Linked DNA regions of Homo sapiens: all the other regions are linked to region 2. Evidence: read pairs that join two places in POLR2A ChIA-PET (ENCODE). Cell type or tissue: GM12878. All regions are shown on one strand. Region 1 has its middle 25 kb from the start of DARS1. Region 2 overlaps DARS1 (aspartyl-tRNA synthetase 1). Region 3 has its middle 59 kb from the start of CXCR4. Region 4 has its middle 190 kb from the start of CXCR4.

The links. Peaks named below come from ENCODE experiments on the same cell type or tissue, not always from the same donor. Only the 100,000 strongest peaks of a DNase experiment are listed, where the experiment ranks them.
Region 1: POLR2A ChIA-PET joins it to region 2 with 6 read pairs; 5 of 35 experiments call an interaction of 5 or more read pairs at or near these places.
Region 3: POLR2A ChIA-PET joins it to region 2 with 5 read pairs; 3 of 35 experiments call an interaction of 5 or more read pairs at or near these places.
Region 4: POLR2A ChIA-PET joins it to region 2 with 5 read pairs; 1 of 35 experiments calls an interaction of 5 or more read pairs at or near these places.

The regions. Positions count from the first base shown.
Region 1 is chr2:136,008,988-136,012,987 of GRCh38, reverse strand. No RefSeq gene overlaps it. Among named protein-coding and RNA genes, the nearest start is that of DARS1, 25 kb to the right of the region's middle. In GM12878, no CTCF peak of the experiment used is centred here; no DNase peak of the experiment used is centred here.
Region 2 is chr2:135,946,970-135,950,969 of GRCh38, reverse strand. The region is part of intron 4 of DARS1 (aspartyl-tRNA synthetase 1); the gene reads left to right. Among named protein-coding and RNA genes, the nearest start is that of DARS1-AS1, 36 kb to the left of the region's middle. In GM12878, no CTCF peak of the experiment used is centred here; a DNase peak (open chromatin) is centred at 1,973.
Region 3 is chr2:136,056,860-136,060,859 of GRCh38, reverse strand. No RefSeq gene overlaps it. Among named protein-coding and RNA genes, the nearest start is that of CXCR4, 59 kb to the left of the region's middle. In GM12878, no CTCF peak of the experiment used is centred here; DNase peaks (open chromatin) are centred at 1,509, 3,290 and 3,659; H3K4me3 peaks cover 531 bases; H3K27ac peaks cover 1,405 bases.
Region 4 is chr2:136,303,811-136,307,810 of GRCh38, reverse strand. No RefSeq gene overlaps it. Among named protein-coding and RNA genes, the nearest start is that of CXCR4, 190 kb to the right of the region's middle. In GM12878, no CTCF peak of the experiment used is centred here; a DNase peak (open chromatin) is centred at 2,048.

The DNA.
Region 1 (4,000 bases), 62 kb before region 2:
CTTACCATTCTGGTCTCCCCTCTCGGTGGAGAGATGAGAGGCTCCCTTCAATGGCTCAGATGAGAAGTTTCAGCCTGAGGTCTCATGCCACACAAAAATCAAAGAGCATCTTTAGCACTTGTCAAGTTTATTCCATGTCTGCAGAGAATATAAGCATTTGGCTCCAAGTGTACTTTTGCATTCACTCACTCGCTTATTCAGTCAACAATCATTTTCACAGCATGCTTTATAACTCTGGGGGGTATAAATCTGAACAAGATTGGCCCCTGCCCTCAAGTTGTTCAAAATCTAACAGGAACAAAACAAGACAAAAAATATATACACACACATATACATATATTTCGGTAACTCTAACACAGGACAAGGGTGAGAAGAATAGAAAATGAACAAATTGCTATGAGCATACAGAGAAGGAAGTAAATCCTTCTGGCTGGATGAGGAAGGGGGACATCATAATAACATTATGTAAGGTGGCTTACACAATTGGGTCTTGAAGAGGTGAGACCTCAGAGATTAAGGAAAGCCATTGAGACAGTGGGAAAGCACGAGCAAAGGCAGAGAGGCAAGAAAGTGTATAAGGTCAGTTCAGGACACAAATAGCAAGTTGTCCTATTTGGCAGAAGCACAGAATATCTGAAGAGGAGGAAATGGAGGGGAGGGGATTGACCTTGGGTAGAATTATTAATACTAACTTACCTAAAACACTTGGAAGATTTTTTTTTCTAAGTTACTAGGCTTAGTTTCTAGGCATAGTGGACTGCTACTGTTCCCTTCCTGGCATAATACTTTTAAATTTATTAACCTGTTTCGGGGCATTTCTTTCTTTCTTTTTTTTTTTTCTTTTTTTTTTAGACGAAGTTTCGCTCTTGTCACCCAGGCTGCAGTGCAATGACACAATCTCGGCCCACTGCAACTTCCACCTCCCAGGTTCAAGAGATTCTCCTGCCTCAGCCTCCTGAGTAGCTGGGATTACAGATTCCTGCCACCACGCCCAGCTAATTTTTGTATTTTTAGTAGAGAAGGGGTTTCACCATGTTGGCCAGTCTGGTCTCGAACTCCTGACTTCAGGTGATCTACCCGCCTTGGCTCCCAAAGTGCTGAGATTACAGGCATGAGCCACCGCGCCTGGCCGGGCATTTATTTCTTTACTCATTCTTCCCAATAATAAGCAAAGCTCTGAGGAATAATTTTGTACACAAGTTTTTGCATAGGTCCATACTATTCCTCTGGAATACATTCCTGGAAGTAGACTTGATGAGCTATTGGATGTGGATTGTTCTCCAGCCATGGTGAGCCAAGGAATATTCCATAGATAGAAGGAGAGAGCCTATCACTCCTAACCTCCCCAATGCTTGGTGGCCATTTTAAGTCTTTATCAATTTGATAAACCAAAAACAATGACTGAATTTTTATTCTAGTTTTCATTCCTTTGATTACTAATGAGGCTAAACACCTTAATCAAATACTAACGGCCATAGAGCCAACATATAAAATCCTTCAGGTTGGATTTTATTAGTGTGAAATAAACTAGAAAGAATGCTTCAGATTCATTTTCATTTTGCTACCCAAAATGAGATTATAAAACTATTGATCATGAAACTGCATCTATGGGAAAATAGGAGAGGGTGGCCTGATTTTCCCATTGATTGCACCTGCCCTCAGCTTCATCTTCGTTTGACTGGGAACAGCTGGCCTTTGAAAATTGGCCATGCTGTAATGCATTGTACCAGAACCCCAGTTCTGTGCCTTATCTTAGGCTCTTTGAACCTTGACCTCTTCTTCCAGCTCTTTGAAGCCTCATTAAAATTTACTCCTCTCTAAAGGCATGTATCATATCATATTTTGCTTGGAATAGGCACTTAGCTTTCCCTTCTACAAAGTGGTAAGTTTTTTGAGAGCAGCTTTGTCATATTCATGTTATCCCCTGCAATTGCTAACATGATGCCTCCAGCATTTTTTGAAAATAAATAAATATAACAGTTTAAAATGTATTTATCTCCTTCTCTTAAAAACAATGACATTTTGTTGTCATTGGGATTTCTTATTCTTAGAAAAACTACCCACCCAACATGAAAACAAAATCTCAAAAAAAAAAGATATAACCAAATTAAATAAAACAATGAATTAAATAATACACTTAATACCTAAGTAACACCCAAAGAGGGTATTTCCTCCTTTCTAGAAACTCTGCCCTTCATGGGCCAGCTGTCATTGAATCATTAAATTATATTGTATTCTAGTGGATGCAAATAAGAACGTGTTTTTAAGCTAAATATGGTTTGGTTTTTGGACCCGGTTGTTTTTTCCCTTCGATTCTAAAATAATTTCAGATTTTTATACATATTTAAGGACTGTTTATTTAAAACCCCAGATTGAAGCATTTTCTAAACATAATTCATGTTGTATTTCTCCACTGGAAAGGTTCACCTCCATTGAGCACAGGGACTTCTGAAACAGAACCTTAATAGCATACTTAGCCAAGGAATAGTCACCAGCTGACTAGCTATTGATTTAATGTTCCATCATTTCCATGGTTCAATCACACCTACCATGGTGAATCAGTTGGAACATCCTCAACGAACCAATAAATGAGCAATTTCCCCCACCAAAGGGATACGTTTCATGTGCAGCAGAGGCATACATAACTTATCTCAAACAATGTGAGGATCAAGTGCAGCATTGATTTACCCTGAATCATCCAGCCTTCTGTTTTCAGTAATGGTTTAGTCCTCTAATTGGCACAAACCCCACACACCAGCTTTTTGTTTAAATATTTGGGCATATGATGTATCTCTGCTTGAGGTCAGGGACCATTTCTTACATACTTTATCATTTTCAAGACATATATTAGGTGGTCAATATGTATTTGTCAAATGAGAATCATATGTTAAGGTAGAATAGGGCCAGAGTTTGCTATATGCCTGTGGTTCTCAACCCTCGGTATCCATTAGAATCACCTGGGGATCTTTCTGAACAATACCCAAGCCTCACCCTCAAAGCTGTGGGCTTAATTGGGTCTAAGGTAGGGTCTGAGCATTCCATCCAAACCTTACATTTTAAAAGCTTCACAGGTAATTCTAATGAATTGCTAGGCCTGAGAAGCACGGCTATATTGTGACACAATTAGGCAGGCAGGAAGTATGGTAAATGGTCCGGTAAGTACCACACAGTACCATACTTCTCAAAGTGTGGTCCCTGGACCAGCAGCAGCAGCAGCATCCTGCCACTTGTTAGAAGTGAAAATTATTGGGCCCCTTTCCAGACCTAGAGAATCAGAAACAGGCCAGGCATGGTGGCTCACGCCTGTAATCCCAGGGCTTTGGGAGGCCGAGGTGGGTGGATCACTTGAGGTCAGGGGTTCAAGACCAACCTGAACAACATGATGAAACCCCATATCTACTAAAATACAAAAATTAGCCTGGTGTGGTGGCGCAAGCCTGTAATCCCAGCTACTCGGGAGGCTGAGGCAGGAGAAGCACTTGAACCCAGGAGGCGGAGGTTGAAGTGAGCCGAAATCACACCACTGTGCTCCAGCCTGGGCAACAGAGCAAGACTCCATCTCAAAAAAAAAAGAGAGAGAGAGAGAGAATTAGGAACTGTGGGTGACATCCATAAATTTGTGTTTTTGTGCCCTCCAGATGACTTTGATGCCTCCTAAAGTTTGGGAACCACTGTAATAGAGAAATCTATGTTGAACTGAAAAATGGCAAGGCTGGCACTGTCTTAGAGAAACTGATTTCAAGTTATATTAAACTCAAAACATAAAGCAGGTTATGCTTCATAAAACAACACTTTGAATCATAGTTTTTTCTTTTAAAGAGACAGGATCTCACTCTGTCACTCACGCTGGAGCGCAGTGGTGCAATCATAGCTCACTGCAGCCCCAAATTCCTAGGCTCAAGCTATCCACCCACCTTGGTCTCCCGAGTAGCTGAGTAGCTGGGACTATAGGCACGTGCCACCATGCCCAGCTTATTTTTAAAAAAATTTTTTTAGACAC
Region 2 (4,000 bases):
CTCATGTGGCCCCATGCTCCATTCCTGAAACTACGCTCTGCACCTTTATCCACTGTTCCCCGCCCCTTTGTTTCTCTTGCCCCACAAACACCCTACAAACTCCCCTGTCCCAAAGACTCCTGATTCCATCATCTAACACCAGGCTAGAGTATCCTGTGTGTTCATGGCATGACAACTGATTCCTATTCCTCAGCTGGGCCCACTAGTGTATATTCTACTTTATAATGAAAATAGAGGTTTATGGGCTGTGCCTGTGTTTTCGTTGTTTCACTGACCTCTTCAGGATCTCATTCCTCTTTATCTCTTAGTTTCTAAGTATAATTGGAAAGGCAAAATTTGGAAAGCACTGAGTTCCATTGCTTAGTATTCTACCACCCTTCTGTTATTATTAAAAACAGTACATCACCAACATCTAAACCAATTCTAGTGAGTTCTGTTGCTTAAATAAAACAAAAATCTTTACTTAGAAACTTGAGGATCAATGAAGCATGAGATAATTCAGAAGAATATTTAGTTAGTAACACATTCTCTTTGGGAAGCTAGCAGCTCAGTTAGTGAACGAGCTAACTATTCTGCCAGAATCTGGTTTGGAAAATAGTATGGAGAGAAATATGTCTGTGAGGAAAAGGCCATTTCTAATCTCCATTTAATTTTAATTCTGTCTTAGATCAGTTGTTATATATAAAATGCTTGGAGCTAGAGGAGTGCCTTAGGACTATTTGTTTATTTTCAAGATGTTTCGTTTCCATTTTGAATGTTACTGCCCAAAGAGACTGGACATTAAAGCATGTGAACTCATACACAACAAAGTGGGAGAAACAATGGTGTTTATATGTTAATTCCATGAAGCCCTATATTTAACTCTATTCCCTCTGGCCATATACCAGGTGGAAAAAAGCAAGGACTGTGCTATTAAAAATATCAAATCAGATAGTTCCAGCTGGGGTTTCTTAATCATTTAAAAGGCAAAATATGAGGTCACTTTTAATATCTTAAGTAGATAACGATCTTAGCATTTACTTTAGATATTAAATCTGAAGTGCTTATCTTTTGCCTTACTGGCTAGACAATACTACTAGCAGTTTCTAGCTTTGGAGTATTTTCCTTAAAAGAAACATTGGAATTTAATACGGAGCCAACTATTTTGCCTCAAATTGTCTGTCTTAGGAATATCCAATTCATCAATAGAGTAATCTAAAAAGTTGATTCACTAATTGGATTTAAGTGCCACAGGACTCTTCACACATTATTTTAATCAATTTGTTGGAAAGATCAATTTTCTCATGGATGAATGCATATAAAAATGAAGCAATTGAATGAGTTACATAGGAAGGTTGGCACATCTAATTCCCTAGAGGTTCTAGGAACAGGTTCTTAATTATATATCTGAAATGGTTTGAGGTTTTTAAATGAAATTTGTCTAGAAGCAGGAAGATGCAATACCCATCTATCCAGGCCTGTATTTCTGGATCCCCATCTTATCTAATATTTAATAGTTGATCCTGAAGTTGAGATATTATCCCTTTATTCTTTTAAAAAAAATTTTTTTGTATGTGTGCCATTTTAAAGTAATTAACAGAGTAGTTTGTGTTAGTTTTGGTTAAGTGTTATAAAGCCAGTTTTTTTTTAAAGGAAGTCCTGGAGGCCTTTTTGTATTGACTGTTAGAGAGGACAGTGAGTGTAAACACAAGTTTTTAAAGTTTAAAGTTACAGTGCCCACTATAAAGGACTACAATTAATGTGAAAAGTAGTTTTAAAGTTAAAATTTATATATCGCTGTTTGTGCTTATATAATACTTCCCACTCTCCCCAAACATAGAGGTATTCTGATTCTGAAAATAAGCCTTTTTTAGTACCATTATGTGTATACATATATATTTTATTTTATTTTTCTTTATATTAGTCATTGTGGTTAAATGATTTATTGGTAGCTGATGAGTCACAAGTATGTTTCTCATTCTCTAATGAGTCACCTAGCTACCTACAAGTTTGTTTATTTTCTTTCCTTTCTAGATCTTTCACCTAAAATAGGTGTTTTACTAGTTGGTAGGTTAAAATTTCAGTTTGCTACATTAACTTTTTTTTTTTTTTTGGAGACGGGAGACGGAGTCTCGCTTTGTCACCTAGGCTGGAATGCAGTGGCACAATCTTGACTCTCTGCAGCCTCTGCCTCCCAGGTTAAAGCGATTCTCTACCTCAGCCTCCCGAGTATCTAGGACTACAGGCACACGCTACCACGCCCAGCTAAATTTTTTTTGTGTACTTTTAGTGGAGACGGGGTTTCACCATGTTGGCCAGGCTGCTCTCAAACTCCTGACCTCAAGTGATCCACCCGCCCTGGCCTCCCAAAGTGCTGAGATTACAGGCATGAGCCACTGTACCCAGCCTACATTAACTATTAGATCTGGAAAATACCAAAATAATACTCAGAAGAAGTCTCATTGATTTTTACAAACTTGTATTTAGCACGTGCTCTGGTCCAGGTACTCTGCTGGGCTTGAGTATGCAAAGATTTATGTGTGTCATATATATCTTAGGAGAAGCTTAATTTTGGGAGAGGGCAAGGGAGATAAACAACTGCATGCAGAGGCAGGGTATACAGGTGCTGTGATAGGAGTGTATATTGTCTGTAGTTGAGGCCCAAAGAGAGGTGTGCATGTGGATACCCCTTGAGCATCCATATGGATAAGTTGGTGAATGTAGGCAAGGCCATTATACTGTTGTGTATTGCAACTCCTTGAACAGTTGCACCTACATTTTATACCTCTTTGTTGGAACAGGGTATTTATCTGTTAGAGGAAAAACAGCTTCTATTTTCAGTCCTGTCCACTGCAACATCTGTATTGAAAATTTGGATAATGCTAAAGGTGTGCTAAGAAAAAAAACGGGTCTAAAATCTGCTGTCAGAAATTTTCAGATCGTTTGTGGGATTAATTCTCCTGGGCTAAATATAACTTTGTATAAAACAATATGAAATTATTATTTAAAGATTTTGCTGAATTTCTACTAAGGTTGGCAACAACAGCAAAACATCAAGATACATCAGTGTTACTGGGGAAGGTAGTATGATTCCTGGACATTTGGGAAACTATTACTAAAGGGCCTATTATTTTCAGTTGTTGTTGTTTTTTTGTTTTTTTTTTTTTCACAGAAACTATAAAGCAATCTAGCAGCTCATGAGCTTCTAAGAATGAAAATGTATTATTTCATAGTGAGCTGATGATGCATTCTGAGATATTTAAATTTAGTTCTAATTTGTCAGTCTGTAACAGAACTGTCTAGTGCAATAATCATTAAATGATCTTATTAGCTATGTGATGGTAGTCTAATTACTTAACCTTGTAGAGTCTCAGTTTTCTCATCTGTAAAATGTTGATAATACCTACCGTGTAGGCCTTTGTGAAGCGCAAATGAGATAGTGTCTACCTAAAGCACTTCACACAGAACCTGGAACATAAAAGGGAATTGCTAAAGAAATAATAGAAATAATACTTTAGGGATTTAGTTGTTAAATCTCTTTTCTTTTTTCTCTTTTTTCTTTCTTTCTTTTTTTTTTTTTTCTGAGATGGAGTCTCGTTCTGTCACCCAGGCAGGAGTGCAGTGGCACGATCTCTGCTCACTGTAACCTCTGTCTCCTGGGTTCAAGCAATTCTTCTGCCTCAGCCTCCAGAGTAGCTGGGGCTACAGGGCCACGCCACCACACCCAGCTAATTTTTTTGTATTTTTAGTAGAGACTGGGTTTCACCATGTTGGCCACGCTGGTCTTAAACTCCTGACCTCAGGTCATCCACCCACCCCGACCTCCCAGAAGTGCTGGGATTACAGGCATGAGCCACCGTGCCTGGGCTAAAATCACTTTCATTTGAGCTATAAAAATAAAAGTGTGTTTGCCAGGCATGGTGGCTCACGCCTGTAATCCCACCACTTTGGGAAGCAGAGGCAGGTGGATCACTTGAGCCCAGGAGTTCGAGACCATCCTGGGCAACATGATGAAACCCTG
Region 3 (4,000 bases), 110 kb before region 2:
CCGGGGCAGTGGGACTTGAGCACAGTCATTAGGCATGCAAATCATCTTGTGGGCTTTCCAATGTGTGAGCTGGAATACGTTAATGACCTCAATTTCCCCCGTGCTAAAGCTCTGCTCTATGCCTTTGAACTGACACACCCTGTCAAAATATGTAGAAACTGAATACCCTGAATCCAGACCTCCCATGGAGGCTCTGAAGGGAAGAGAGAAAGAACTACTCACATGTTGGCCACCACCACCTCTCTCCCTCCCAGGCAGCTGGATGGAGGAGGCTTTGCCCGGGCTTCTCAGTTCATTTCCTTTCTGAGACATCTTTGTCCTTGATGTTTGTTTTAACCAGAGTTTGCCCATATTTGGGAGTTGGGGGGTGGGGCATTAATGGTGAGATACAGTCCCACTCTCCCAGGATGGCCTCCTTCCAGTTCCTGGGAGTCTGGGATGTGTACATTATCTCTACTCTGTATTACAACGGGGCCAGGAATTGGCTCGTTTTGCCTATTTAAATTAATAAACTGGAAGAGTCTTTTGTTTCATAGCCATCGTGTGGTTGAGTGACAGCTCTATGCCTTCGCCTGATGCTGAGGCTCCATGGGAAACATCATGTACTCTTGCTGAACTCTGATTAAAAAACAAGTGCTACAAACTGTTTAATTTTCAGATTGTACCTGTCATTCACCTTACCTTTCCAATGCCTCGCGGTGATAAGAAACTCACCTAATATCTGTCATTCCAAATATCCTAAACAAGGCTGGTTCATTCTGTAACCTTAAGAAGATGGCAGAAACTGCATTATAGCAAGCAATAACAATATAGGCACAGACTGTCCTGCAGTGAGCATTAGAGATTACTGAGAATATGTTTAGAAATATCACAGGGAGCTTGGCATGGTGGCTCATGCCTGTAATCCCAGCACTTTGGGAGGCCAAGGCAGGCGGATCACAAGATCAGGAGATCAAGACCATTCTGGCCAACATGGTGAAACCCTGTCTCTACCAAAAATATGAAAATTAGCCAGGCGTGGTGGCATGAACCTGTAGTCCCAGCTACGCTGGAGGCTGAGGAAGAGAATCACTTGAACCAGGGAGGTGGAGGTTGCAGTGGGCCAAGATCACGCCAATGCACTCCAGCCTGGGCAACAAGAGTGAAACTCCATCTCAAAAAAGAAAAAAGGGAAAAAGAAATATCATAGAGAATAAAATGACTAGCTAAGCAAAGAAAATAAAAGTACATACAATTGGGGCTTAAAGGGCAAACTGTAGGTATATCTAAAATTGGCAACCTCAAAGACAAGAGTAAGAGAAAGAACTAAAATAAATTTAGGTTAAATAAATTTAGACTATAGAGGGGCTTAGTTCCTGACTAATGTCAAAAGCTGATTGTCCTTTTCCAGGAGTGGGGCAAAAAAAAAAAAACCCTTCACCCTTCGCTAGCTCTGCACTCTCTAATGGGTGTTCTCAGTCTGACATCTGTTAATGGTTGCAGCTGGTTACAAGTTTTTAGTAAAGAACAACCAAGACTTTTGCCTCTGGCAACCCAGAGAGGGACTTTCTCACTAGACAAGCCTTATGTAAGAATGAGAGGAAGGTGCACTTTTCTTAGAGAAGGAGAGAGCTGTGCTGGTTGAAGGGGAAGTGGACACCATCAGCCTTGAAGCTCAGGGCTTGGCCAGGAATGCTGCTGCTTAGGCAGAACTGGGAACAGGTGGGGTCTTTGGATGAGCTGGGAGTCCAGCCAGCCAGTGGAAGCTCTGCAGGAGGCTCCACCTAGTCTGACAGTAGAACAAGGACAGGACTTCATGGAGAAATCATTACTCAGCTAGAGAGAAGGGCTAACTGCTCCAGAGCATTTGCCATCCATATACTCACTTAGCAACTCAGCTTTGTTTCCTTATTTAACATCTATTTATAGTCAACATCTCCCCAACTAGATGGTCATATTCTTAAGGGAAAGTGTTTTATGTTAAACCTTTAATCTCTATGGCAAGCTATAAGTACCATTACTGGCTCTATTTTGCATAGAAAGAAACTGAGGAAGAGAGAGAGATGGGTAAGCAACTGATCAGGATCAGCCAAGGCACGGCCTCTCATATTTTTATTGAATAAAAGTAAATCAATAAGTAACAATTTGTACATTTCCAAAAATGTCCTTTTCAACTTTTTCTCAAGCAAGTTTAAGATGTCATTTGGAATTCATGATTAAAGAATTGGAAGCCAGCTATTTTAAGGGAGCAACTCAAATTGAGTGCATTGAGATGGCAAAACAGCCAAAGGGTGATCCTGAATTAGTTTATATGACTGTAAAATGCAAAACAGTAAAGCCTGTTATCTAAAGGAAAAGATAAAAGGCAAAGGCAGAGTCAAAGATAGCAGATTTCAGCAGTCATAGATTTCTCTCTCTGGAAAGCACAGCTGTTTTTTGTATCTGCCAACCTAATGGAACTCCTCAAATGACTTTTGTTGAAAGCCCACAGGTCCTGGCAGGGCATACAAGAACTTGAGAACACATGGATTCTTTCTTTCAGGACCTTACATTTTAAAAAGGATTCACCATGAGAACTCAATGGAAAACTGATCTGGTGAAGGGGGAAAGACAAGCTTTAAAGCATGCTTCCACAGGTCCTAACATTTCAGCCAGGGAGCACAGCCCCTAGTCAGTCTGTGCAACAGGGGAAACAGGGACATAAATAAGTCTATATATACTAAAATGCTACTATCAATTTTAGTATTTATGGGTGGCATCAGCACTGACAATGGTCATTGCTATAGTTTGAACATTTGTCCCCTCCAAAACTCATGTTAAAATTTAATTGCAATTGTAACAGTATTAAGAGGTGGGTGCTTTAAGAGGGGATTAGGCCATGAGGGCTCTGCCCTCCTGAATGAATTAGTGCCATTGTCATGGGAGTAGGTTCCTTATAAAAGGAGAAGTTCAGCTCTATTTTGCACATCTTCCTCTTTCTTTCTCTCTCTATCCTTCCCTCCCTCACTGCCTCCCTCTCTTTGCCCTTTCACCATGGATAATGCAGCAAGAAGGCCCTTACCGGATGCCAGCCCCTCAATAATGGAATTTTCAGCCCCTAGAACCAAAAGCCAATAAATATCTATTCATTATGAATCACCCAATCTGTGGTATTTCTTTTGTAGCTGTACAAAACAGACTAAATCAGTCATCTAATTAGTCGATAAGCATTTGGTAGGACCCACTGGACTCATTGCTAGTTACAGATTTGCCAGCACGGTAGAGCTATTCCTACAGTCTTGCAACTCAGGGGACCTTATTCCTCTACAGAAACCAAGTTCTAGTTGCATGTTGACCCAAGTCAGCATCAGGTAGATGGCCAGCTGGGCTAACAAGTCATCTGACAAGCTCTTATACAATCAACACATTGCCTCCTACTTGCCTTCCCATCTCCGAGGCAACAGGGGTAGACCTGAAACTGGCTGCCAAGTGCCCCCACTGTCAGCCTCTGCCCTTTTGTGACATTTTCCTCATCTCCACCTTTGTCTCACTCCCTCAATGCTTCTACCCACACTTATCCACTGCTGTCCCTAGTGTTGACACTCATACTGATCAAGGCCACCCTTGAAATTTCATTTTTACTAGATTTTGTGTCTGCTGTGACACTGGGGCGCAGATATATCACCCTCAGAAGACCTGTGAATAGTCGCTACAAAGTGTGCTGGCTGAGATGAAAGGAAAAATGGAGTTAGCATTTACCGAAACTGGTCAGGCTGAAGTGGAAATCCCCAAAGAGACAGATGCAAAACATTCTACTGTTTCTAGAAGGGATGAAGAGATCTGTGGAACCAAAGTGGGGGTAGGGAGCAGGAATATAGTGTAAAGTTAGCTATATGGTGAGAGGAAAATGAGCTGAAGGCTACATTTCTTTAGATGAAAAATAAAATTTTTCAAACATGCAGAATAGCAAAGGAAATAATCTAATAGTGCCCAGATTAAATAAATGTTAGTATTATGCCTTTTTGCTCTCTTTTATTTTAAA
Region 4 (4,000 bases), 360 kb before region 2:
TCAATAGGTTGAATTATTCCTATTTGTAGGCAGAAAAACAGAGCTTTAAAGAGATTGAGTGACTTGTTTTGGGTCCCAAAGGCTAGGATGTGGCAGGTCCAGGACTTTTCGCCTAGTCTTCCCAACTCCAAAGTCTGTTCACTTTCTCTACACTAAGCTGCTTTCCTGGATCTGAGGCTGGAAAAGGCCGATTATGGCCACATGCTAGAAAGCTAAAGAACTTGGATTCTTCCTTCCTCCTTGCCTAGTTAAATTCTTCTAGGACTGGTTCAAACCCTACCCTTCTCACTAGGCCTTTCCTGAATGTTCCAGGCCCTCTGTATTCCCAAATACTGTTGACAGAGTCCCACTGCCCTACAAAATCTTTACTGGATCATGTGAATCCATCATGAATCCCCAATAAAAATGCAAGTTCTTAAAGAAGAGGAACAGATCATGCCCCAGAATAAGCAATTATGGAATCAGTTCTCTCTTTTTGGAGAGGATATGGAGACCGGCAATGGCTGCGTTCTCCCCAGCACGGTCTGCCTGCACTCATGTTAGAAGGAGTGGGCACTCCCCAATTCCCCAAGGCCTATCAGCAGACACTGGCCTTCTCTGAAGTTTCTCTCTCTGCAAGGAGATCACAAGGAAACATGCACCACAAGAGCAGCCAATGCAACCTGCCACTGGAACACAACTGGACACACCTAGTCACTCACCCTGGAAATGCATTATGGAATTTCATGGAATGGAACCTAGAGAGCTGCACCTCCCTCCCAGCCTGGAAGGAGACACTGCCACAGGCAGCTCCAGCTCCCACGTGGGAAGACCTGCAGATGGTGCCAAGTCACAGCCTGGGAATTTATTCAGCTATCCCTGAATTTAGTGCCTAGATGGATGTGTCAAAGGGAGGAAGCAGCCTTACCTGCCCAGTGGTGTGGATTTGATGTCTCTGATCATTTCCAGGCGGTTTAACACTTCCACTCTTGTAATGGTTGATTTTCCAGGTCACAAATTTCATGGGTATACTTATTACTTATAGGATAACTATTGATCATTTAATTGCAAGGTAAATACCATAGAAAAGCATGGGAAAATCACATGGTAAACAATTATAGCCTAAGTACTGGTTATTTTGTAGTCTGCCTGGCTACCAGTCATTTATTTTCTAAGTAAAAATTTAGTCCTAGAAAATCTCTCATTGGTATATACAGGAATGCTCAAGAAGTGTCTCCTTTTTAATTCATAATTACATCAGCAGTATGTTACATATATCCTTATCTTGTTCTCCCTGAACTCTCACATGACCATTTTCTTTCCATGGTGCATTTCTTAAAGATGTAGTGAATGGAAGAAGGCCAGCTTTGGGACATGCAAACCTAGGAAAGAATAACCATCATATTACTTACAAGTGGTGCTACCTTGGGCAAGATGCTTACACTGTCTAAGCCTTAGTTTTTCACCTGTCAGACGGTATGAAAATACCTACTTTGTATGAACATTGTTAGCAATAAGACCATTTATATAATGCCTCTGGTACATAGTAATAATGACTGTAAGTATCTATATGGTGCTTAATCCATGCCAGTCATTGTTTTAAGCACTCTGTGGTGTGTATTATGTCAATCTTCACAACAGCCTCCATCAAAGAGCAACAATTATCATCCCCATTTCGTGGGTAGGAAACTGAGGCACAGAGAGGTTAAATAACTTGCCTGAGGCCAACAGCTAACAGGTGGTAGAACAGGGATTCAAACCCAGGAAGACAGGCTTCAGAGTCCATGCTCTTAACCGCTACACTAGCTTGTGCCTGTAGAGAGAGGGCACAAGCTATTTACACTTGGAAGGCACTGTGAGATGATGTGGATTCACTGGAGGAGTGAGAGGGTCAGATGTTGGATTTAGGGGCTGTGGTAGGCAGCCGTTAAGATGGTCCCCAAGGATCCCCACCTCCTGGTATTTATGCCCTTGTGTAGTCTCCTCCCCTTTAGTGTGCACTAGACCTGGTGAATTTAAAATTTGAATACAGCAAAAGTGATAGGCTATGTCTACTGAGGTTAGGTTGCGAGAAGATCGTGGTTTTCACCTTGTGCAGTCTGACTCACACACACTTGCTCACTCTGAGGAGAGCCACCTGCCATGTTGTGAGCGGCCCTGTGCAGAGGCCCACATGGCAGGGAACTGAGCTCTCTGGTGAACAGCCAGCAAAAGCCTGAGATTTGCCAACAGTCACTCCAGGGGGCTTGGAAGCAGATGCTCCCCAAGTCAAGCCTTGAGAGGATTGCCGCCAGCATTATTGACAGCACCAACCTCAGCCCAAAGTTTTAAATGCTAAGAAGCTGAGCGAATAAAGGGTTTTTCCAGCACTTTCAGAACCTTCATCAGCAAAATCGCTGAAGATAAATTTAATAAAGGAAAACAGAAAAGGAAGGAGATAGGTTTGTCTGTTTGTTGTTTTTGTTTTCTTAATAGGGACCACTCATTTCTCTGACAGCGTAGGTTAGTGAGTGAAGCTCTGTCTGCATCAGAAGGAATAAGACCTGGGTCCTGTCTCACCCCCACTCTGCTCCCTAACTCCTCCCTCAATAGCTGTATAGCATCTGTAAAGTCTGTGATAGGAGTCTCAGTTGTCCCATCTGTAAAAAGGGATAACACTTAGTCTGCCTTGGTAAACAAGGCCAGGTCATCTTTCAAGGATTCTTCTTGTTCTGAAAGGCACAGCTCTCTGTGACCTTATTCAGGCTGAGTATTGACAGCTCTATCACTGTGGTTTTCCAGCTTTTTGGTCTCAGGACCTCTTTACTCTTCTAGAAATTCTGAAGATCCGAAAGAGCTTTCATTTATAAAGTGAGTTTTATATCCATATATACACATATATATCAGTATTTTCTGTATTACACATATATATCAGTATTTTTCTGTATTAAAAACTAAAACAGAAATTGGCCGGGCACGGTGGCTCATGCCTGTAATCCCTGCACTTTGGGAGGCCAAGGTGGGTGGGTCACCTGAGATCAGGAGTTCGAGACCAGCCTGACCAACACGGAGAAACCCTGTCTCTACTAAAAATACAAAATTAGCTGGACGTAGTGGCGCATGCCTGTCATCCCAGCTACTCGGGAGGCTGAGGCAGGAGAATTGCTTGAACCAGGGAGGCAGAGGTTAGGGTGAGCAGAGATGGCGCCATTGCATTCCAGCCTGGGCAACAAGAGCAAAAAAACTGTCTCAAAAAAAAAAAAAGAAAGAAAACTAACAGAAATTTAAATATATGTATTTATATTCGTTTATTTAAAAATAAGCCTATTACATATTAACATAAAATATAATTTTATGATAAATAGCTACTGTTTAAAAAAAGAGTGAGAGGAAGGGCATTGTTTTGCCTTTTTGCAAATCTCTTTAATGTGGGGCTTAATAGAAAACAGCTCATTTCTCATATCCACTTCTGCACCCATTCTTTCACAATATCACATGCTACATAGCCACTGGAAACTCCTCAGTATGCTGGTGAGAGAATGAGAGAGAAAAGAGCTAATGTCTTAGTATTATTATGAAAATAGTTTTGACCTTACAGACCCCCTTAGAGGGTTTCTTGAATCCCCAGGGGTCTCTGGACCACACTTTGAAAACTGCTGCTCTGTTAATTCTTATTGGAAATGTTAACATTTCTTCTCAAACCTTCTGCCTACCCACCATCAAAAAAAAAAAAAAAAAGAACAAAATAGCACACATACACACACATACAAACACACATGGCAATTTCCACGCTCTATTTTACTACAGCCCCTCTCTGGGAAACTGCAAATCAAAATATTAACCCTGAGCAACCCTCTGCAGAAACACCACTCCTCAAAGCAGGGTGTCAGCCCATCCTCCCAAATGGTGGCTTCTAGCTTATCTATTCTGAACCCAATGAAAGTAACAAATGGCTTCTTGAGGGTTTGCATCTAGCTTCTCCAGCTGGATGAATAGCTGAGGAATTTCAAATGTTGCTTGCCTTTGAAGCCTTGGCTTCAAA